Linked DNA regions of Homo sapiens: region 1 is linked to region 2. Evidence: read pairs that join two places in POLR2A ChIA-PET (ENCODE). Cell type or tissue: A673. All regions are shown on one strand. Each heading gives the region's core, and the rest is flanking DNA. Links, peaks and the distances in the headings are about the cores only. Region 1 overlaps NPLOC4 (NPL4 homolog, ubiquitin recognition factor). Region 2 holds the start of BAHCC1 (BAH domain and coiled-coil containing 1).

Region 1 (7,596 bases), core at 1,848-6,847, 160 kb before region 2:
GGTCTGGCACTGGGGAACTGTATGGAACATTCATGTTTATTCCCATTCCTCTAGGACTTCCATAGCTTGGCCACCTATTTGTCTCAGAATACCTCATCTGTGTTCTTGGATACCATCTCAGATTTCCACCTCTTGCTGTTCCTGGTCACCAATGAAGTTATGCCTCTGCAGGTGCGTGTCCAAGTGTGGTGTCCACTTGAGCAAGTGGGCTTTGGCTGCAAAGAGACGCCTGTGTCTTGCTTTCTTTCCTCCCAGACCAGAGCATGATTGGGAAACTGGGTCAAAGCTCGGGGTCACAGGTTGTCCCCCTCATTTGTCCTATGGGCAGAGTGTAGGCAGCAGCTTTTCACAAGAAGCTTGTTGATAGAAAGATTAATTTTTTCACCTTTAGCATTTCCATTGAGTGTCTGCACCTCTGTGAGGAAGTACGGTTTCATCTGTTACAATCGAATGGGAAGCAGAGGTGATTTAGCTCTGCCTCCAGCATTAGAGTTAGACAGTTTAAAAAATTCCTGTTCTAACAGTTTCAGAGTCACAGCCTCTGCTTTTTACTCATATCTCCCCTCCTCCTAAATCAACTCTGGTTTTATTGCCTTGGCCCAGAAGGCTTGGCCAGCTTCCAGACCCCAAGCTCACAGCTGCACAGTTGGCATTTTTAAGAGACACCGTTGGGGGAGAAGAGGGCGAGTGCTTTGCAGAAGTGGCTGCTCTGGGTAGTGGGGGCCAGTGGGCAGCAGCCCCCAGGAGGTTCTTGCCGTGTGTAGGGGTCCGACTTTGGCTTTTTCTTCACTGTTCAAGCCAACAGGAAATGCCAAAGAGAAAGGAGCAAATTCTTTCTGAGCTGCTCCGCCACTGACTCAGAACTTTTCCCTGAAGGAGACAGAATAGAGAGGCTCCTCCTCCCCCGGCCTTTCTCTGTCAGGAAGCCTATAGCTGTTCTTGTATCCTGCTAGTTTATTTTGTGTCTGTATTTTGTCTCAAAACCACTCACTCGGGTATTTGACATCAGGCACCCTGTGCCTCTTCCCTGCCTGTGCCTTCCCTAGTCAGCCCAGGGAACTGCACCTCCTGCTCCGAGGTTCAGCTGCTGCCCATCTGTCTGGACAGGTGGTGAAAGGTGAGGCTCCCTCTACACCAGAGCCACCTTGCTAGTATACTGCACTATTTTTGCAGTCATCTGTTGGAAGACATTCTCTGGAGGTACTGAGAGCTCCTGAAGGCTTTATCCGTTTCTCATATATGAATTATTTTTTTTTAAGACGGAGTCTCGCTCTGTTGCCCAGACCGGAGTGCATTGGCGCAATCTTGGCTTACTGCAACCTCCGCCTTCTGGGTTCAAGCGATTCTCCCGCCTCAGCCTCCCGAGTAGCTGGGATTACAGGTGCCCGCAACCACGCCTGTCTAATTGTTGTATTTTTAGTAGAGACGGGGTTTCGCCACGTTTGCCAGGCTGGTCTCAAACTCCTGACCTCGTGATCTGTCTGCCTCTGCCTCTGAAAGTGTTGGGATTACAGGCGTGAGCCACTGCGCCCATCCTTAATGCATTAATCCCCTGCAGTTTGACTCGGAAGGCTAGGATAGAGAGTGCATTTTTCCAGACACGAGAGGAGAAAGAGGCAGAGGGATGAAATGTGAGGGAGGAGGACACGTCTCACAGTCAAGACTTCCGCCCTCCATCCCAGCCTCCAGGACGAGAGGCATGAGCTCCTATCCTCCGGGCTGTTGAGCACCGTCAGCACAAGGCAGAGGCACAGATGCCCGCTTGGGCCTATTTGGGAAGAATTTAAATTCTAGTTCAATTTAGCACTTGCGTTTATAGATGTAAGTTGTGGCAGTTTGCATTTTATAGTGATAGCCTGTAAGATTTTTAAAATGTCCTCAGAAATACGTCTTGATGTTGGGGAGAAAGAAACCTGTTCTAGCAGGAAGCTGCTCACCTTAGGCACAGCGAAGAGGAACCTTCCTTTTGGCTTCTTGTAGGACAGCATCAGCTTGCTGCTGGAGGCCGTGCGGACCAGAAATGAGGAGCTCGCCCAGACATGGAAGAGGTCTGAGCAGTGGGCCACCATCGAGCAGCTGTGCAGTGAGTACCCCCACCCCCTGCCCCGGCACCCCGTGGCTGGGGCCGGAGAGCAGCCCACTCTGCACAGCTCCCCACTGCCGGTGGTGCCCTGGATTCCGCACCCAGCTGCATCCTGGCAGGTGCCATCGGCAATGCAACGAGTAGAGACTCGGCCTCCCTGCCAGGCACGTGGCAGGCTCCGGTGATGGAGCAGACATGTTGTCCAGGCCGTACGTCTTAGGTACACAGCCCTGTAAATTTTATAAACCTGTACATCAGAGATACTAATCTCCAGGCATCCTAGGAGCACTTTGAACATCATTGTCTTAAGAGAATCAGAAACTTTATGGAAGCGCCGGAAGCGTGGGACCTTTTGGTCTCCTTGAGAATTTCCCTTTAGTGCTTAAAGCTGTAAGGAGGAGAAGCCTGCAGCATCCATGTTGTTGCTGGTGGACACTACGGAACGGACCGCAGGCATTGCGTGTCTTCCGGACCCTCAGTCACCAGGTCCTGAACGATTCCCCACTCGTGAGAACCTTCTGTCAGCATTGCTGCAGGGACTCCTCACGCACCGTGGTGCCTCGTGCAGCCCGAGTGCCCTGAGTCCCTGCAGCTGAGAGCACCAGAGTGCCCGGGAGCTACGGCCCTGGACAAATGCTAGAATCCTTCTGTTAACACAGCCTTCAAAAGACACATCAAACACCTTTATACCATTTCCTGTTTTTTTTTTTTTTTTTGAGACGGAGTTTGGCTCTTGTCACCCAGGCTGGAGTGTGGTGGCGTGATCTTGCCTCACTGCAACCTCCACCTCCTGGGTTCAAACGATTCTCCTGCCTCAGCCTCCTGAGTAGCTGGGACTACAGGCATGTGCCACCATGCCTGGATAATTTTTGTATTCTTAGTAGAGCCAGGGTTTCACCATGTTAGCCAGGCTGGTCTCGAACTCCTGACCTTGTGATCTGCTTGCCTCTGCCTCCCAGAGTGTTGGGATTACAGGTGTGAGCCACCACGCCCAGCCGAGGTTTTCTTTTCACACAATTCTTTGTTTATTATTTTTATTTTTGTAGAGACAGGGTCTCACTCTATTGCCGAGGCTGGAGTGCAGTTGCACAATCGTAACTCACTGCAGCCTCAAACTCCAGGCTCAAGTGATCTTTCTGCTTCAGCCTGCTGAGTAACTGGGACCACAGGCTTGCAACACCACACCCAGCTAATTCTTGGGGCTTTGTTGTTGCTTTTTATTTGTTTGTTTTTTAAAAATAATTTTAACTTATTTTAGATTCACAGGGTACATGTGCAGGTTTGTCACCTGGGTATATTGCCTGATGCTGAGGTTGGGGTATGATTGATCACATCACCCAGGTACTACACATAGTACCTAATAGTTTTTCAGCCCGCCCTGCTCTTTGTGTGTGTGTGTGTGTGTGTGTGTGTGTGTGTGTTTTGAGCTGGAGCCTCACCCTGTCTCCCAGGCTGGAGTGCAGTGGCGCAATCTTAGCTCACTGCAAACTCTGCCTCCTGGGTTGAAGCAATTCCCCTCCCTCAGCCTCCCGAGTAGCTGGGATTACAGATGTGTACCACCACACCTGGCGTTGCCATCTTTATGTACGTGAGTACCCATGTTTAGCTCCCACTTATAAATGAAAACATGTAGTATTTGGTTTGCTGTTCCTGCATTAGTTTGCTTAGAATAATGGCCTTCAACTGCATCCATGTTGCTGCAAAGGACATGATTTCATTCCTTTTTATGGCTGCAAAATTTTTTAATATTTTTGTATCAATGAGGTCTCACTGTGTTGCCCAGACTGGTCTCAAACTTTGGCCTCAAGCATTCCTTGCACCTCAGCCTCACAAAGTCCTGAGATTATACCTGGGAGCCACTGCACCCAGCCCTTTGATGCAGTTCTAACAATGACACCAGTCTTTTTTTTTTTTTTCTTTTTTGTTTCCCTTTTAGAGACAGGGTTTCACTCTGTTGCCTAGGCTGGAGTGCAGTGGAGTGATCATAGCTCACTACAGCCTTCAATTCCTGAGCTCAAGCGATCCTCCTGCATCAGCTTTCGGAGTACCTAGGAGTATAAACATGAGCCACTACACCCAACTAATGTTTTTGGTTGGTGTTTTTTTTTTTTCTTTAAGAGATAGGGTTGGCCGGGCCCGGTGGCTGGCTCACACCTGTAATCCCAGCACTTTGGGAGGCTGAGGCAGGTGGATCACAACGTCAAGGGATTGAGACCATCCTGGCCAACATGGTGAAACCCCATTTCTGTTAAAACTACAAAAATTAGCTGGGCATGGTGGCGAGCGCCTGTAATCCCAGCTACTCAGGAGGCTGAGGCAGGAGAATCACTTGACCCAGGAAGCGTAGGTTGTAGTGAGCTGAGATCGTGCCACTGTACTCCAGCCTGGGCGACAGAGCAAGACTCTGTCTCAAAAAAAAAAAAAAGATGTGGTCTTGCCATGTTGCCCAGGCTGGTCTCAAACTCCTAGGCTCAAGTGATCTTCCTGCCTTGGTTCCCAAAGTGCTGAGATTACAGCTGTGAGCCACTGCACCTGACCTTTTTTTTTTCCCCCCTCCTTTTTTTTTTGAGACAGGTTCTCACTCTGTCACCCAGGCTGAAGTGCAGTGGCATTTGAGGTCAGTCTCACCTTGACCTCCCCAGGCTCAAACAATCCTCCCGCCTCAGCCTCCTGAGCAGCTGGGACTACAAGCATGTGCCACCATCCCTGGCTGATTTTTTAAATTTGTTGTAGAGATGAGGTCTCACTATGTTGCCCAGGCTGGTCTTGAACTCTTGGGCCCAAGCGATCCTCCCGCCTCAGTGCTGAGATTGCAGTGGTAAGCCACCATGTCCAGCCAACTCTTTAATAATAGGCAGTTCTGACTGGTGTAAGTTCTGACTGGTATCTCACTGTGGTTTTAATTTGCATCTCTGATGATTAGTGATGTTGGGCATTTTTTCATGGGTTTTTTGTTTGTTTGTTTTGAGACAAAGTCTTGTTCTGTTGCCCAGGCTGGAGTGCAGTAGTGTGATCTCAGCTCACTGCAGCCTCCACCTCCCGGGTTCAAGCCATTGTCCAGCCTCTGCCTCCTAAGTAGCTGGAATTACAGGTGGCTGCCACCACACCCAGCTAATTTTTTTAGTTTTAGTAGAGACAGGGTTTCTCCATGTTGGCCAGGCTGGTCTCAAACTCCTGACCTCAAGTGATCCACCCACCTCGGCTTCCCAAAGTGCTGGGATTATAGGTGTGAGCCACCGCGCCCGGCCCTCATGGGTTGTTTTGTTTTGTTTTGAGACGGAATCTCACCCTGTCACCCAGGCTGCAGTGCAATCTCATGATCTCCACTTACTGCAACCTCCACGTCCTGGGTTCAAGTGATACTCCTGCCTCAGCCTCCCGAGTAGCTGGGACTACAGGCGTGCACCCACGCCTGGCTAATTTTTATATTTTTAGTAGAGATGGGGTTTCACCATGTTGGTCAGGCTGGTCTGGAACTCCTGACCTCAGGTGATCCACCTGCCTCGGTCTCCCAAAGTGCTGGGATTACAGACGTGTATACACAAGACACAAAGATCAGCTCAGGATGGGTCATAGGCCTAATGGTAAAAGGTAAAACTATGAAGCAGGCTGGGCATGATGTCTCATAGCTATAATCCTAACACTCTAGGAGGCCAAAGCTGGAGGACACTGTAGCCCAGAAGTGTGAGACCAGCCCACACAGCATAGTGAAGCCCCGTCTGTACAAAAAAACAATATTAAAAAAAAAAGAATTAGCTGGGCATGGTGAGTGGTCCACGCCTATAATCCCAGCTTCTGGGGAGGCTGAAATGGGAGGATCCCATGAGTCAGGAGGTCGAGGTCACAGTGAGCCATGATTATACCACTCCAGCCTGAATGACAGAGCAATACCCTGTCTTAAAAAAATAAAAACTGTAAAACAGTTATTAAGTTGAATCTCTTCAGGGCCTTGGGGTACGCAAAGATTCTTTTAGGCAGGATGCAGGACCTTGGGGTAGAACACAGAAAAACACTGGCATAAAAATAGGTAAATTGATAAATAAATTTATCTAAACAAAACACTTGTGCTCATCACAGGGCACTGTTAGAAACATGAAAAGGCACCAATGGGGGACGCAGTATTAGCAGTACATACACACAACATGACTTCTATCTGAAACTTAAAAATAACTCTGCCTGTTGTTAATCAAACAGAAAGCAGAAGAAGAAGCTGGGCGGAGGGTGAAACGTTTCACAAAAGGAAATGCAGGTCGGGCATGGTAGCTCACGCCTGTAATCCCAGCACTTTGGGAGGCCGAGGCGGTGGATCATTTGAGGTCAGGAGTTCGAGACAGCCAGGCCAACATGGTGAAAACCCATCTCTACTAAAAATAAAAAAAATTAGCCAGGTGTGGTGGCACGTGCCTGTAATCCTAGCTACTTGGGAGGCTGAGGTAGGAGAATCGCTTGAACCCAGGAGGCAGAGGTTGCAGCGAGCCGAGATTGCGCCATTGCACTCCAGCCTCGGCAACAACAAAAAAAAGGAGATGCAGGAACAGTCACTATCATTAGTCATCAGGGAAATGCAAATTAAAACATGAGAAGCCGTTACACATTCATCAGTGTGGCTGAAATGAAAAAAACGCGACAATGTCAAGTGTGAGTGAAGATGTGAAGCAGCTGGGACTCTCGTACCTTGCGAGTGGGAGGCAAAACCGTGCCACCCTCGCGAGAACTGTGTCTCAGGGTCTTAGAAAGTTCAGCACACAATTCATTACCCTGTGGGCCGGCAGATTCATTCCTAGGTAGGTTTTTTGTTGTTGTTGTTTGTTTGTTTGTTTGTTTTGAGATCTCGGCTTACTGCAACCTCGGTTCACTGCAACCTCCGCCTCCCAGGTTCACGCCATTCTCCTTCCTCAGCCTTCCTAGTAGCTGGGATTACAGGTGCGCACCACCACCCCCAGGTAATTTTTGCATTTTTAGTAGAGACGGGGTTTCACCATGTTAGCCAGGATGGTCTCCATCTCTTGAATTTGTGATCTGCCCACCTCAGCCTCCCAAAGTGCTGGGATTACAGGCATGAGCCACCGCGCCCGGCCTGTTGTTTGTTTTTGAGATGGAGTCTCGCTGTGTCGCCCAGGCTGGAGTGAAGAGGCAGGGTCTCGGCTCACTGCAGGCTTCCCCTCCCGGGTTCATGGGATTCTCCTTCCTCAGCCTCCTGAGTAGCCGGAACGGCAGGTGTCTACCACCACGCCTGGCTAATTATTTTTAGTAGAGACCGGGTTTCGCCATGTTGGCCAGGCTGGTCTCAAACTCCTGACTTCAAGTGATCCACCCGCCTCGGCCTCCCAAAGTGCTGGGATTACAGGCGTGACCCACTGCACCCAGCCTCACTCTTTGTTTTTATCCAAGAGAAATAAAAACACAGGTCCACAAAGAAATTGTAGAAGAATGATCCTGGCAACTTTGTTCATATTAGCTCAAAACTGGAGGCTGGGCATGGTGGCTCATACCTATAATCCCAGCACTTTGGG
Region 2 (15,500 bases), core at 4,550-9,549:
CCCTCTGGTCAGTGGCAAGGGGAGCAGGCCCTTGGGCGGGGAGAGGCAGCCCTCCCCAGGTGTCCCTCCTCACCCACTAGTGCTCTATGACCCAGATGAAGCCACTGGCTCTTGCTCCCAATCCTAGCTGCACCCCCGCGACCCCGCGTGGACAATCAGGGAGTCGCCTCACAGCCCCAGCCAGGGCCACGAGGTGAAAAGGAACTGGCCCCCACCCTGAGCCCGCTCCTGGCCCTCCAGAACCCTCCTTCACAGCTGTGGGCTGCCTCCCTCCATTCACACGCACTTCCCCCCTTCCCCAGGCCACTCAGCCGGCGCAGCTCCAGCCTTCGGGGGACAGGAGCCCCACCCCCACTTCTGTCTCCCACCACCTCGTGTGGCGCTAATCAGGAGAGGACAGCGCCATCTGCCAATCCCCTGGGCTCTGACACCCTTTAAGGTGTAGCGCACACAGCCTCAGGAGCCGCCATGACAACTGAAGATGCTACACGAAGGCCAGGGGATGCTGCCATGTCCCCCAGGCAGGTGCCCACGCAGCCTGTGGCCCCACGCCATGGTCCAGTGTGGGGGGAACACCTTGATTTTTAATAAAGAGACCAGAGACCCTGGCTGGGTCTCTCACCACTGCCACCTCCTAACTTAGTTTTCCCAGAGTTAATCGTTCATCTTTTCCGGTGTGGGGGTGAAATCCTAGGGGAAAAGCAGAGCTCTTCACACCCACACACGCGTGCCTGTGCGCGTCACCTGAGCGTGGATGGGCACTTATGCACTGGGGCAGGAGACGGAGGCCAGTGTGGCTCAGCCCAGCTCTGGGGATAGGAAGGGACAGAAGGACATTTCCACCCCCAGACTCAGGAGCCTGCAGTCTCCCAGGAAAGGTGGCTGATATCAGGGGAAAGGCACTGGCCCCAAACAAGCCAGCCAGGGGGGCTGGGCAGGGGCTGCTGCCAGGCTCTGTGGGACAGACCCAGGTGGGTGGTCAGGGCTGGGAGGTCATAGAAGGGGACAAGAAGGGCTGCAGGCCAAGAACAGCTCAGCTGGTGTGGGGCATGGAGGAAAGGAGAGGTGGGCATGGAGCAGTCGGGGACCCCTCTCCACTTAGGCAGAGTCACACGGGGGCTCTGAGAGGATGTGACGCCGGGATCAGAACTCCAGGGTGGCAGGGGCAGGCACTGGGGATTGTAGAAGCTGCCCAAGTAAAGGGCCAGGCAGGGGTAGGCCCCAGGAGGGGCAGGGCACGGTGGGCAGAGACGGTACTGAGGGCAGCTGAGAGGTGGGGGTGCAGGGTGGGAGCCTGGGGGGTGGGAGGCAGGTGGGGCCTGGGGTAGCCGAGCATCTAGGAACCTCTAGGACCCCAGGCGCAGAGGCCTGGGGTGGAGGTGGCCACACAGGACAGGAAGCAGTGCCCCATGCAGGCAGCGGCTTCCAGGACAACCAGACAGCCTCAGGGCAGGCCCGGGACCAGACCTGGCCCCGAGGCATTCGCCACGCACTGGAATTGATCTTGACGGGAATGTCCTCCTCCTGCCGAGCAAGAGCTCAGGAAAGGGCAAGGCCAAGTTCAGCTGGAGCCCGAGGACACGGTCCACAGCCACACAGGGGCAGCAGGAGGAAGGGGGCCGGGGAAGGCGCTGAAGGGAGGCTGAGCCACAGAGGGTCATGTGGATCTGGGGCTCTGCTCCCTCCTGCAGGTGGCCAGGAACCAGGAGCCAGGAGACGGAGGATGGAGCAGTTGGGGAGGACGTAGGGGGCAGACAGGTGCCCGTGCCAGTCACTAAGCAACCTGGCTTTCCCAGGGGCCACTGGAGTGGGACTCCTTGTGGGCCAGTTGTGAACAGTGTGAGTGTGTGTGTGCAGGTGAACACCTGCCTCATGGTGTGAGCACACAGGAGCAGGTGTATGTTGCCACATCTGTGAGTGTGAGCAGCTGTGAGCTTGGTCAGTGAACCTGTGGCTAGACCCCGCTGGGATATCCTTACTGGGGTCTGCAGAGTGGGCCTCACCCAAGAGGGGGCCACAGCTCTACGTCCACAGAGCCAGGAAACCCCTGCCAGGCGGCAATGTCTGTTCATGCCTGAGAGGGGACCTGCCCCACAGCGCAGCCCCTTCTCCCACCCACCATGGCACCCCCATCCTGGGCTCAGGTCTCTTGGGTCTCCGGTCTGGGCATCCCCCATCTCTTCTTCCCTGGATCTGCTCACTCTCACCCATGCCATGTGTTAAGAACAGGAGGCGCCCCTGGTTGCAGAAGTCTCAGGGGAAGAAAGCAAAGCTTCAACTGTGCTCCAAGGACCGGAGAGAGAGGGAGTCGCACTGAGACCCGACTTCCCTTGAAGACGCCAGCAGGCTGGTTTCTTTCTTACTTAATATGGCTAAGGCTTCTCTTTTTTGGTGGGGTACCCCAAGAAGGCACTGCCCCCCAATGTCACCCTCCGCTTCAGGGAGCCCAGCCTGCTGCTCAGAGGACCCTATTGGAAGCACACCCATCCCCCATTTCTGGAAATTTCCACTGGAAAACCATGTCCCTGCACTGAGCTGGGGCAAGGGGCTGCTCTGCCGTTCCTCACAGTTGCAAGTGACAGTGGGTCTCCCACAGACCCCGGAGAGGGGCAGCACTTCCGGCCAGCCTCAGAGTCCCCGCATCTCAAGACACTGGACTTTTTCTTGGGGGATCCTAGGGGAGAGAAGGGAAGGCAGGAACCCAGCCCACCTGTTTGTCCCTCCCTTCCTCGCCACAGCAGGTCAGAATGAAAAAAACCCACTTCCTGGCTGATCCGATCGGGAACCTAATCGTGTGGACAGCTGCAGCATGCCAGCCCGGCTGGCTCCCAGCTTGGGCGCTGGACGCCTCCCCACCAGACCCGAGGCTCGCTGCAAACCCCGCGCCGACCTCATAACCAGGACCTGGGCGCCGCCTGCCCCCAGCGCCTGCCACCACATCCCCTCAGCGCACACCTAGCGCCCACCATCCCTGGATTCTCCCGCGGCAGCTGCTCTGGGGCCACGGGAGGCAGTAATATTATAGATTACAACAAACAGGGGCAGCCCACTGACAAATAGGCCTGCGTGAGCGAAACGGTATATTATCCCATAAAAACGTCAGCGGGCGGAGCCCGAGCGGAGTGCGGTCCCACGCCCGAGGCCCTTCCAGGCCCCATCCTTTGCAGAAGGGCCTGGGCTGCGGGTGATTTTCCAGACACTGCACGCTGGCTCTGATGTTTTTTTTGCTTGTTACACTGTGTCTTCGGTGAGGGGAAATGAGGTCCCAGAGGTTAATGGGGACCGGGGAACCCCAGGGAAGCCGTTCCCAGGTGGGCGGGGAGCGGGGGCTGGGAGGGGGAATGCAGAGCAAGTAACCCACCTACCCAACAGACAGGGGCGTGCTCTGAGTCCAAGCCCATTCACAGCACGTCTGCGAGGTGGGGGACACAAGGGGAGGCCATCTCCCCTCAAGGAGGCTGTCCAGGAGCCAAGGGTTTCGGACCCTCCCCTGGACAGGCCAGGACGAGCCTGCCTCCCTCCTCAGGGGAACAAGGCAGTGCCTGTCTTGAGGGAGGGCTTCTTTTTGGAAACCTCTCATTCAGGATGAACCCATTAAGAAGGCAGGCAGCTTCTGTTGTTTGAGGGTGTCAGGAGGGCAAGGGGGCACCCCAAAGGCTGGGCGGTATTTTCTCGAGGGACTCCCTAGGCAGAGGCTGGCCCTGCTGCTACCCAGGAGGAGTCCCTGTATCGCTTCCACAGCAGCTGATGGGCAACCAGGCCCCTCTGAGAAGACCACTCCAAAAGAGGGCATATGCCATGTACTGAGCTCAGGGGGTTGGGGGAGACTCTCCGGTGGGGCGTTGGCCAGGACAATCACAGTAGCTGCCTCACAGGATCCAGAGGGCAGAGGACAGAGGACAGGTCCCATTTGTTATGGGCCTATATTCAGGTATTTATGGTAGGGAGGAAGCCAGACCGGGGGGCCCAGAAGCCTCTTCCAGAAGGAAGGGCAGGGGGGCACGATGGAGCAAGGCTTTCTTCCACCAGGAAAGTATTTATTCCCAGCGGCACTGGCTGAACTCTATCTGTGCTTGGGAATTCCCAGCCCAGGGACATGGACAGTCTCGGGCTCAGACCCTGGAGCTAGATCAGGGTATTCTGGGAAATATAGTCCTTTGGGAGTTAGAAGGCCCTGCCAGGATTGGGGGCGGGGGAGGCAGATTGAGTTAAGAAACAGCCAAGGAAGAGGAGGGAGTAAAGGGAGTTACCCTTACTCCAACCCCAGGGTGGATGTTTAAAACTCCTGGGAAGTGGCTATATATAAACATCTGCTGCCTCAAAAGACACCAGAGGCCGGGCACGGTGGCTCACACCTGTAATCCTAGCACTTTGGGAGGCCAAGGTGGGCAGATTGCTTGAGCTCAGGAGCTCAAGACCAGCATGGGAAACATGGTGAAACCCCGTCTCTACTAAAAATACAAAAAATTAGGGCGTGGTGGTACATGCCTGTAATCCCAGCTACTTGGGAGACTGAGGCACGACAATGGCTTGAACCAGGGAGGCAGAGGTTGCAGTGAGGCAGTGAGCCAAGATTGTGCCACTGCACTCCAGCCTGGCAGACAGAGCCAGACTGTCTCAAAAAACAAAAACAAAACAAAAACAAAAACAAAACACACCAGACGATGCTACTATTCTAGCTTCAGATCATATCCACAGTGGCTTTTCTGGTCAAGTAGTTCTGGGGACTCTTATTTTCGTGGGGAGACCTAAAAAGTCCGCAGAGAGGAGGCACCCCAACCAAACCACCCAGGATGAAAGCAGCATTCAGTGATTCCCCACGACTGTTCTCCGGTCCCTGCCTCCAGACACACAGAGAGAAGGAGAACAAAGGTGCCCGCCAGGGGACAGAGGTGCTACCTGCCACGCCTCAGCCTCCAGGAGAGACTGCAGCTGTCCCAAGCGCTCGCACATTATTTATGCTCACAGCCAGCTCTGATGACATATGTAAGTTGACAGCGAACATCCTATCAACTTGCTGGAGTGTATCCTGATTGTTAAAACACTCTTAAAGGTGTACAATCATTTATCAAATTAAAATAGCCGTGCCTTGCCAGTTCTTTTTCTGCCTTCCTGGATGGAACCCCCAATAGTCTCCATCCTCCTCCAGCCTCCTGGGTAATCTGCCCTTGCACCCAGGCCCTGCTTCTCAGGGGACAATGACCCTGCTGCCAGGAGCCCCAGCCTCGGCATCCCCTCCCCACTCTGGCCCAGGCCAGGGCAAGACCACTAATCGCCAAGAAGTGACAAACGCCAGAAGCCCCACCAATTAAATTTAAACTCATGCAAAGCTCAGTGGCTAGTAAATTATTATTTTTATTAGCTTGAACCAAGTTCCCGTAAGAGAGAAAGTCAACTTGCTCCCATGAATGGCTCTTGTATAATTTATTTAACTCTGTGCTCTTTGCCAAAGCCTGGAATATTTTTAGCTCGTTCTGTTGTTGGATTTGGCTTTTTTATGTGTGTTTCTGAGGGGTATTTTTAGCCTCATCCATGTTATTCTAACAGCCTCCTATGCATTTTGTCCTGTCTGTGGGGGCTGTTGAACCCTGTCTCACAGGGAGATGAGAGAAGATTTCTAAGAATAACCGGGGAACGTTTGGGGGGACGCGCGTTTTCCAGGGGAGATGTGCTATTTGCACAACGCCGTTCTCTGCCTGGCTCACTAATTTGCCTTATTACTCACGTGACCTGGATATTCCTACAGAAAGCGCGGCGGCTCCGTACCGGGATAATCAGACGTGGTGGCAGCACGAGCCCCACTGGGGGAAACCCACATTCCAAACAGGGCTTCGGCGGGGCGGGCGTGGCGGGCCACCGCCGCCGGTCCACGCGGCCCCACATTCCCGGATTCCCGTAGCTCCTTTGGGCTCGCGGCAACTTTGATGTCTAACTCTGTCACTTATGGAGCGGGACGGGTGACGTCTTCGGAAAGTAACTCTTTTCACACCTACTTAATGTTGCTAACTGTTGCAGAAACACTCCATCGTGTCATGGAGTTAATGAGGTATTTAAGAAAATGTATTTTTTTCTTTACAAAAAAATATCACATGATGAGGGAGAGGAGCCTGTGATGGGGTCTTTTCACACTAGGAAATTATCTTTTTTTTTCCTCTGCCAAGTTGGGGGTATTTTTTGGTTGTGTTTTTTGGTATTTTCTTTTTCTTTTTTTTTTTTTGAGATTGGCGGTAGGAAGCACTTTTTCAGCAGGAAAGAAGTAGTTTGCAGTTCTCCCACCAGAAGGAGCCTTCGCCTTTCTCCCACAATAACCCCAGGCTCAGAGCACCTGGTTTCCCAGGCTTCAGCAATTTACACCCCAAAGAAGACAAGAGAAGGGGCGGGAGGGGAATCTGAGCAGATTATTGAAACCAAGATGAGAAATAGTGCCTTGGTGGAGCCCTGGCCCCTGGAGAGGGGAGGCGTACAGACCAGGACAGGAGCGGGCCCAGCCAGAAGCCAGGACGGGGGGCTGTCTATGTGGGCCTCTCCCCAGGCCGGGGCTGCCTCGGATCACACACACACTCCCAGCAGAGGCGCCAGCCCCAGTGGCTCCAGGCAGTAGCACTGATGAAAAATCTTGGGTTGGTTCTTGTTGATTTCTCTTTTCTCCCCCCTAGATTTCACAGCTTTGCCTCCGGACCATCTGTATTAGAGACAAAATCTAACACTGAACTAAAAATAATGATTCCAAACATTTTAATTGCACCTTTTGGTGACAAGGTTACTGGAACAGCACTTTACCATAAAACCTGCGGCCCGAGTCTAAAGCTCCCAGCACTTTCATTTTTAGAAAAACAATGGAAGAAGCCTGGGAGCCCCATGTCCCCACCCATCAGGGCCCCTCAGACTGACATTCTGAAAGTGTTGGGTGGGGTTGGGGAAAGGCAGCCCCGGCAGCCAGCAGGAACAGCCTCAGTCCAGCCGGGGTGGCAGTGCCAGGCCAGACAGGCACAGGAAGAGCAGCCCAGCAAAAAGAGGCAGCCTCATGGAGGCCAGGGCCTCCATCCCCGATGGTTGGATTCTACTCCCAGACAGGCGGGAAGAATCCGGGTCAATTTTCCTTTCCAAGGGGCAGTCAGCAGAGGGAGGGGCGGGCTGGCTGCAGCTGTGGCCTGCGGACTGAAGCCATCCAGGAAAATGGGAAGCAAGGCAGCCAAACCAGCCATGTGGAAGTCCGCACACAAGACGCAAAAAAATTGTTTAACGTAATTATGCTTTTTTCTCTCTAAACTAGATCATATATAGACACAGACCAAAGCAAAGTGATCTGGGGTATAATTCTTTTTTTAAAAAAATACATGCAGCTAAATTTTAAAAACCAATACAATATTCTGGCTCTTAACAATTTCAAAAGGCTTTCTTTCAGCTACAGATGCTTCTAGCTGGATGTCTGCATGACCAAGTTGCCCATCACAAATGGGTTGAACATCTCCGAGCACAAGCGTTCTCTTCGGTCCGCAGGGGGGAGGAAATGGGGCCTCCAGGGACGGGGACACATGACCCTTCAGACCCTGAAAGAGGCAGCCCCGAGGGGCCTCCAGCGCCCTCTAGAGCACCCTGCGCTTGGGGAGGCTGGGAGGACCTGGGATCAAGAAGAAGCAGGGAGGACACAGGCCAGGCCAGAGCCCAGAGCCGTTTCTCACAGCCCTCCGGGGCCTACACGCCAAGAACCACGTGGCCAAACTTAGAATGAGCAAGACAAAGGGCTAGGCCACCCGACCAGGCGCCCACCTACCCGGGTGCTGCCTAGACCTGGAAGTAAGGGCAGAAGGGGGAGAATGCAGCTGGCCTGGACCTGGCCAGGATGTGAGCTGGGGCATGGGGTCAGGGAGAGTGCTGACCTGACCTGATGGGGAATTTGGCCTTGCCTCCCGGAGGGGACAGCCCCAGCCTGCCTGTGCACCAACATGCAAGCCTCAGTGTCAGGGGCCCCTGTCTCTGTCGTGCTGTTACTTGCCAGGCTGGAGGGCACGGTACAGTGGAGGTGGGGTGCACACAATCCCCCTACCCCCAGTGGGGGCCACCAGCCTTCAGCCAGAAGAGGGGCTGGTGGGGAGGCTGGCGAGCTGTCCCTTCTGCCAGGGCGGCCCCAGCCTCAGCGCCCCGTGCACCTGAGCCGGGTGGGCAGCAGCTCCCATGCAGGGGCAGGAAGACAAGCTTGATAACCACAGGGACAGCAGAAGAGATATTTTTAAATCACCCATCGCTCAGGCAAGTGCTTTTTCTCCTTCTCTTTCCAGTTACAAATCTAGAGGAGAAAAAAGAAAGGGAGAAAAAGAAGGAAGGGCAACAGAGAGAAAAGGGCAGCCTCGCCAAAGGCCCAGGCAGGGAGGGAAGCGGGTGTGGGCCAACCCGGGAAGTGCTGGGGAGACCCCTCCACTGGGCGGCTCCCCCATTCCAATCTCCTGGCGCTGCAAATGCTGGAAGCCCGTTAGCAATTAAGCAATTTCAAGTTTGTTTTTTTCTAGAAAATGTACGTTTTTCTTTGAGTGCCCTCCCTTTTTCCGACGTTTTCCTTTCTAGCCCCGTCTCTGCCATCCGTTTTAATCCACACACTAATTGTAATCCCATTAAAGCAGATATAATTTTATTAGTATTCACAGTTCATCAAGCTACCAATAATAACTGTTACTGCCAATTTTGTTTTTAAAAGCGACAAACATTTCTGATGTTTAGAACAAACTGTAAACAAAAGCCACCCATGTACCAGGGTGACCCGGCGGGTCCCTAGCGCAGCCCTGCGCGCTTCCCCCGAATCTACCCGCGCCGCCTGGTGACCTCTAGGGCTTCAGGCGTGGTAGCTGCCCCTACCCTGACCTCCCTCGACACTCATATCAAAGCCACCGGGAAGAGGGCTGCCCTGGAGGCCTGGGCCCGCTCTGCCAAGGACTGATCCTCTCGGGCAGGGAGTCAGAGGGGACCGCCCGAGAGGATCCGTCCCTGCGAGGCCCAGCACGGCGCCCCACGCTCTCCTCTTGGAGCAAATCCGCCTCGCTCTCCTCTTGGAGCAAATCCGCCGCACTCTCGCCTGCACCGAAATCCTGAGCGCCGCCCCGCGCCACCCCCAGCCCGCGCCCGCGCTGCCCTCCTCCCCGGGCCGCAGGCTGAGAGGCTGGGCCGCACTCTGGCCACGCTTTGTCCGGCTTTAGCGGGATACCAGAGGCACTCGTTAAGGCAAATGCATCCCTGCAAACCCATTCTCGCCCTGACACTTTAAGGCTTTATATAGAAACAGGATTTGCTCGTCTTACACCAGCAGTCCCTATTAACGCTCGCCCGGCGCACACACCACTCTAATCCGCGAGGCCGCGGCGTACCCTGGTCCCCTCCCCCCGCCACAACAGCCGTTTTGTTTCCGCAGAAAGCGCCTCGTTGTCCCAGCCCCGGAACGTCTTAGGGAGGTGAATGCAGAATGCAGAAAAGAGGTTTCCGTGGAATTTAGATCTGCAGGAGGGGGCGGGGGAGGGTGGCGAGGCGCGGAAAGGCTTTAATTTCAGCCGGCTCCGGGGCTGCCCCTCCGAGACCCCCGGGGGAGGGTGGCCAGGGAAGGGCCTCTCTAAGCCGCGGCGACGCAGCTTGGGGGGCTGGCGGGACGCGCGGCCCCGCTCAGCGCCCAGGCAGCCACCGCGGCCGGGGCCGGGAAATGAAACCAAAGCTTCTCTGCTCCCGGGAGCGGAGGGGTGGGCGCCCTGTTCCGCTCTCGAACGCTCCCGTCCCGCGCCCGCCCCGGCCGAGCACTGACCTGTGTGCGAAGCCATGGGCAACGGCGACGGGAAGTACTTTCCCGGCTGGAAGTGTGCGGGGGGCTGCGCGGCGGGCCCAGCCGGGGCGAGACGCGCGGCGGCAGCGGCGCTGCGGTGGCCCAGGCTCCCGCGCTCCGACAGCAGATGCGGCGGCGGCGCAAAGTCGCGGCCATCCATGCCGGGCCCCGGCCCCGGTCCGCCGCCGCTTCCTCGGAGCAGCGCGGCCGGGGCCCGGGGGCGGCTCGGCGCGCGGGCGGCGCAGAGGCGGCGGCGTCCGGGGTCACAGGCGGTGGTGGCGGCGGGGCCGGTCAGCACGCGGGAGGACTGGGCTTCTCGGCGGGCGGCCGCGCACCGAGCCAGCGGCCGCTGTGCGGGTCCATGGTCTGTGGAGGCAAAAGCAGAGGAGACACGGGTGACTGGGGGGCTCGGCTCGCCCGGGGGTCCCCGCCCCGCCCGCTCACCCACTCCCCCCACCCCCCACCCCCGCCGGCCCGAGCGAGCGGCGGCCAGGCCGGGTGGCGGGGCCGGGGCGCTCGGTGTCTCCCCGCCGCACGCGCGCGCAGCCCAGCACCCGGGGCCCCGCGCGCGCACGCACCGTCCCGGCCACGCTTGGCCCGGGGCAGCCGGGGGAACCCAGCCGCACTGCTCGCCGCCTCCCGTTCTCGTCCCCGCGGGTCCCTGCAGCTAGGGCGCCGCGGCGAAGAGGCTGCTGGCTCTGCTGGGTGATAAAAACCCAAATCTGCGAAGCCATCACGCACACTCGCACACACACACACACACACACACACTCACACGCACACCCTCTCCCCTCCCCCGCTGCCCAAAGGTGTCTCGGAGGAAAAGGCCTGGGGTCCACACTAGCTCTCCCCCTCTCCCCACCTCATGCCGAGGTCCAGCTTTTACTGCATTCCGCTTAACCGAATAACCATGCTAATTAAGCGAGTAATTTTATTGATTGTAACTCAAGAGTTTTTTTTTTTTTTAATAACCTTCCTTTTCTCCCCACTCCCATCCCCCTCATGCATCTTTCGGCCCATTCTTCTGAATCCACCGTGGTCCCCCCTCCCCAGCCCCAGCGGGACCAGCTCCTGTCCCCAGCATCGCGCTAGGACCCCAGGCCGGCTCCTCAGAGCCCCGGAGGCCCGCAACCGCCACCGGCATCACCTGGGCCGCCACGCCGCAGTGCCCGGCCTGCTGTCCCGGAGCCGGGAGCTTCCTGTTGAGGCTGTAACAATCACCCCGCCCCCCAATCAAATTCGCCCAGGATCTTCCTCTGCGGATTGGGGGCTTGGGGGTGTGTGTGGGGGGGGTGCTTTCAGAGTCAGAATGCTCTCTCTCAACGGCCCAAATCGGCCCTGGGATTTCTTCCTTCAGCGCCTGCCGGGGACCGCGAGCAGAGGCCGGTCTCCGCTCCGGGCAGTACCGGGCGGCCTGGGTACGCGGGGTCTGCGGCGCCCAGCTCGGCCCTCTAGCCGGGGAAGGTGGGCCCGGCCCAGCACAACCTTCTGCCAGCAGACCCTGCCCGGACCTCGGCCACCTAAAATAACCCTCACCTCCATTTTCTTCCACCCCCACCCAACGCGGAGCATCCACTCAGGCGAAATTGGGGACAATTTTAGACTCTGGGTGCGGAGGGTCGGAGCCAGTGATAGAAGCTGCGTGCACCACCGTGCTCCCAGGCGTCCCTCCGAAGGCGCTCCCTGGACGCACTTCACATATTACTCCTCATCTTCTAAATACGTATTGTTTTAATGTTTATCACCTCCAACAAAAGGGAGATGGATAGGCTTGATATTCCTAATTAGGAACTTTGCGGAAAACCTTGTGTTTTTGTAGCCATTCCACCATGACAACAAAGCGATTAAGATGTTTTCCATCTACTGAATACCTTTTTAAATTGCGATATTTTATGGTCCGGGTTCTAAAACGTCTTATTTGCAGACTATTTTGTGTTTGATTTAATCTATAACCGAAAACATAATGTATTAAGTGAATACATATTTGCTCAGCTGATAAGCTTTTTTAATATTTATTCGGAGAGCTTTTGCATTGTAAATAAATGGGTCTACACAAAGAGTTCTCTTTGTCTGGCAACTACATACAAAGGCGTTTGGGGCTCCCTTCCCTCTGGGGATCGCCAGCTCTCTCCCCGGGTCTAACAAATAGCTCGGCTCCCAAGCCCCGATCCCGGCCTGCAAAGCGAGCGCCCGGCCGCCAGGGCCCGGAGAGTGCTCTGGCGAGGGGGCTGCGAGCGCAGGGGTCAGGGGAGGGGCTGCCCGGGCTGGACTAGGGACGTGGGGGCCCCCAGCCCCGGCCGGCGCCTCCCGAGCCCCGGAGGGCGCCGGGCGGGACAAAGGGAAAGAAGGAAAGGGAGGGAGGTCAGAAACCTGCAGCTTCAAAGGCGCCGAAGGCCGGAGAGGGGCCGGGGGCTGCGCACGCGGGGGTGCCAGGCTTCCTGGCGGCCTCCAGGGAGTCGTGTGTGCTGTGCTTTTGTTTTGTGGTTGTTTTTTTTTTTTTTTTTCTCTCCAATAAGAAATTTCAAAGTTGAGAAAGCGCGAGCTGCCGGCGATTCTCGGGACGCGGGCTCGGCTACGAAGCAACAATTTTAATCTCCCACCCCCTGCGGGCGGATCGCAGGCCCGATTGTTCCTTTCTCACCAGCCTGCTCGACTTTTTAAGCAAACAGGAGGTGGATTACTGTCGCCTGCCTGCGCCGCCACGGCTCTGACCGGATTGGAGAGAGCTTTTCTTTGTGTTCTCTCCTCCCGGGGAGAGGCCGCGCCGCGCCTCCGCGTCTGCCCGCGCCGGGCTTCGGGGGCCTGGGGAGCCTGAGGCGGCCAGGAAGTGGGGCGAGGAAGGGCGGCCACACGGCCCGAGCTGGGAGTCCCACAGTCCCGCAGCGGCGACGCCGCCACCCGCCGAGTGCCGAGGCCCGGGGCCCACTCCCAGCCCAGCTCCAGGAGAGGCCGCGCCGGAGGACCGCGAGGACGGCGCCGCAGCGCCAGGTCGGGCTGAGGTAAGGGAGGAAATGGAGCGAAAAGTGGCGGCGGGCAGAGGGCCCCGGGCGGGCGGAGAATCGCTGACGAGGGCATTTCGGAAGGAACTGAACCTAGGAGCACAGGGCTCCCTCCCGGGAAGGCAGGGCGTGACCCTGGAGCCGCCGGTCCCTCTTGCCGCGGCCCCAGGCGTGGCTGGCGCGCTCCAGGATCTGGAGCTTCTACAAGTTTGCTTTGTTTCCTGCTTTTGCATCTAAAAACCCGCTCTCTCCTCGCCCGCCTGCCGGAGACCAGGACTCTGGCCCGTCTGCCTCCCTCCGGCGTCGTCTCCGGGAGCGCGGGCGCGGTGGGGCCTGCAGGCCGGGCTGGGACCAGGCGCGCCTTGGGGCGCGAGTGGCTCGGCCGTCGCCGCAGAACCCGCTCCCTGCGAAACAGCCGCACCCGCTCCCTGGGAGAGTCATGAGAACTGGGGTCGCGCCTGACCCCCGCGCCCGAAGAAAACCAGCCCGCGGACCCCGCCACACGGGCCGTGACCCGAGCCCCGCGCGCCGTCCCGAACGCGCGCGGTGAAAACGCCCCGCTGCGCCGGCCTTGCTCGGTCCCCCTCCTCCACCCCCACTTCTCCGGAAAAAAAAAATTCTGAATTGGGAACGAAGACCCGAAAAACTCGCCATGACCATTCCCCTCCCCGGCCCCTAGCTTCGGCCCGGAAGGCCCCTCAGGGCAGCGGCCGTGGGTACCACGACCCGGCCAGTTCCCCTCGCCGCGGACCGACCGGGCAGGGCCAACCCAGGACTGTTCCGGGGAGGGGAGCAGGGTAGGGGAGCGAATGTTGGGGTTCGTTCGTGGGTCACCCAGAACTGGGCGCACGCTGGCGGCGCCCGGACTTCGCCTACTGTCCGCCCGGTGCCACCCGCGCGGCTCGCGCCAGACGCAGCCTGGCGGTCCCTGTCCTGTCTTCGAGTATTTGTTTTTAATGCTGGGTGTCGATCGAGACAACAAGCGCTCAGAGCAAAGCAAGGATGCATTACGGGGGTAATTTTAAACCGATCGATAAGATTTTTCAGAGAAAAAAAAATCGCTCATAGTCCATATTTTTTAAGAAAAAAAAAAGCCTCAACATTTTAACGGATTTTGTTAAAAGGGAAGATATATACTTCTTAACATCACAATCCTGAATTTCTTTTGCTAAAAAAAATGTAAAACCCCAAAGCCAGAATAAAAAATAAAATAATAATAAAAATACAAAAACAAAAAAAAAATGAAAGCAATTTCAGTTACTTACTGGAGGCTGTTTCCTGGATACAACTGAATGCAATACAATTAAATCAGTAAATGTGACTTTGTTTTGTATTCCTATTGGTATTTTCAATGTGCTGACTGTTGCACTGTAAATGCACCGCTTCCACAACAACGACTCTAGCGAGCCCATCCAGAGCGGCTCTCAAACCTGCAGCCTGGCGCGGCGAGCCACGGGCCCTGCATACTAATAAGCTCGTGCCACTCAGCCCGGAACAGCCAGCGCGCTGATTGGCCGCGCAGCCCTCCACGGCCGGGAGCTCGTGCCACTCATTCGGCGTAAACAGGCCTCCCAATAGGCTGGCGCCGGGCCAGGGAACTGCCAATCAGGAAGCAGCGGGGCTACTACCAAGCCCGATGGCGCCTAATTCAAGCCCGGCGACTGCGCAGCTCCTCTGCGCAGATCATTGCTGCTGAATGGGAATGTGGTGGCGCAGGGCGGGAGAGGGAGCTGGAGCGAGCGAGTGCGCGTGTCCCGGCGGAGGGGGAGGCGTAGACACAGACACAGACACACACACACACATATATGTTTAATCCAGCAGGTCTAACGTTTGGCTTCTGCCGCACAGAAGGCCAAGGGAAGAAACACCACCACCCCTTAAAAGTAGCTGCTTTTTCTCCCTGGAATCTGTCTGGCAGGTGGCAGGTAGGCCAGACCTCCAAGCCCAGAGGCCTCCCCAGGTTGCCTGGCCCATCTACCGCTCTGAAGCTGCTGCCTGCCCGGACCCGAGCTCGCGGATGCACGCACGCACGCCCGCTGCTTGGGCAGCAAAAGCTTTGAATAGCCCGTCCGGCTCTCTCCTCCCCATGACCTGGGGATCAGACCCTGGGAAGTGAGTTCTGAGTCTCCAGCCGTCTACATTACTGGCTCTCAATTTTATCTCCCTCTGCCACACTTTGCAACAGAGCAGCTACTAAAATGAAAATCAGGGATTTATTGAGAAGACAAGGATTGCCCTTTCTTCATCTACACCTAGATTTAGAAAATATTTTCAGTTTGGTAATGGGGGAAGCGGGTATGGTGTGGTAAACCATGTATAGTATTTCTCAATGCTGCTCCCTGTCTGCCTATCTGCTAAATCCTCACTCCAACTAAAGCAAGCCACTGAACAATTTTTATCGTAATCAGATGCAAACCACTTCTAAAATATTCCGCAAACAAATATTTCTGTTAGAATTTGGTTTCCCACCCAAATGCTATTTATTCTCAGGGAGTCGAGGTGATGTCTTAGTGGCGATGGATACATTTATTTTTGCTCCTCTTTCTCCATGTGAATCTCTGCCTCCCCCTCTGGGGGAAAAAAGGATATTTAAACTAGGAGCCAACTGACAGATTCACACGCATTCGAAATTCTCCACCGTCTCATTCCGGCAGGGACACGAAAGAGTTAAACTCAAAGCCTGTTGTCTCTCTGTTTCCCCG

The links. ChIA-PET counts read pairs that join two places held together with the same protein. Peaks named below come from ENCODE experiments on the same cell type or tissue, not always from the same donor. Only the 100,000 strongest peaks of a DNase experiment are listed, where the experiment ranks them.
Region 1: POLR2A ChIA-PET joins it to region 2 with 10 read pairs; 11 of 35 experiments call an interaction of 5 or more read pairs at or near these places.

The regions. Positions count from the first base shown.
Region 1 is chr17:81,559,992-81,567,587 of GRCh38, reverse strand. NPLOC4 (NPL4 homolog, ubiquitin recognition factor) reads left to right here. Exons shown (of 17, transcript NM_017921.4): 15 at 55-171; 16 at 1,981-2,083. Among named protein-coding and RNA genes, the nearest start is that of FAAP100, 11 kb to the right of the region's middle. RefSeq lists an enhancer at 6,500-6,599. In A673, for the core only: no CTCF peak of the experiment used is centred there; a DNase peak (open chromatin) is centred at 6,707; H3K27ac peaks cover 1,700 bases.
Region 2 is chr17:81,394,199-81,409,698 of GRCh38, reverse strand. It overlaps BAHCC1 (BAH domain and coiled-coil containing 1), which reads right to left and starts at 14,242. Exons shown (of 28, transcript NM_001377448.1): 1 at 14,064-14,242; 2 at 9,782-10,165. The coding sequence starts at 9,959. It overlaps MIR4740 (microRNA 4740), which reads left to right and starts at 8,921; the gene lies at 8,921-8,983. RefSeq lists a silencer at 296-590 and enhancers at 3,557-4,111, 6,903-7,428, 7,728-7,907, 12,287-12,895, 12,896-13,504. In A673, for the core only: CTCF peaks have their summits at 6,287 (motif pointing right) and 7,584 (motif pointing left); DNase peaks (open chromatin) are centred at 6,328, 7,618, 9,058, 9,368 and 5 weaker places; H3K4me3 peaks cover 4,252 bases; H3K27ac peaks cover 5,000 bases.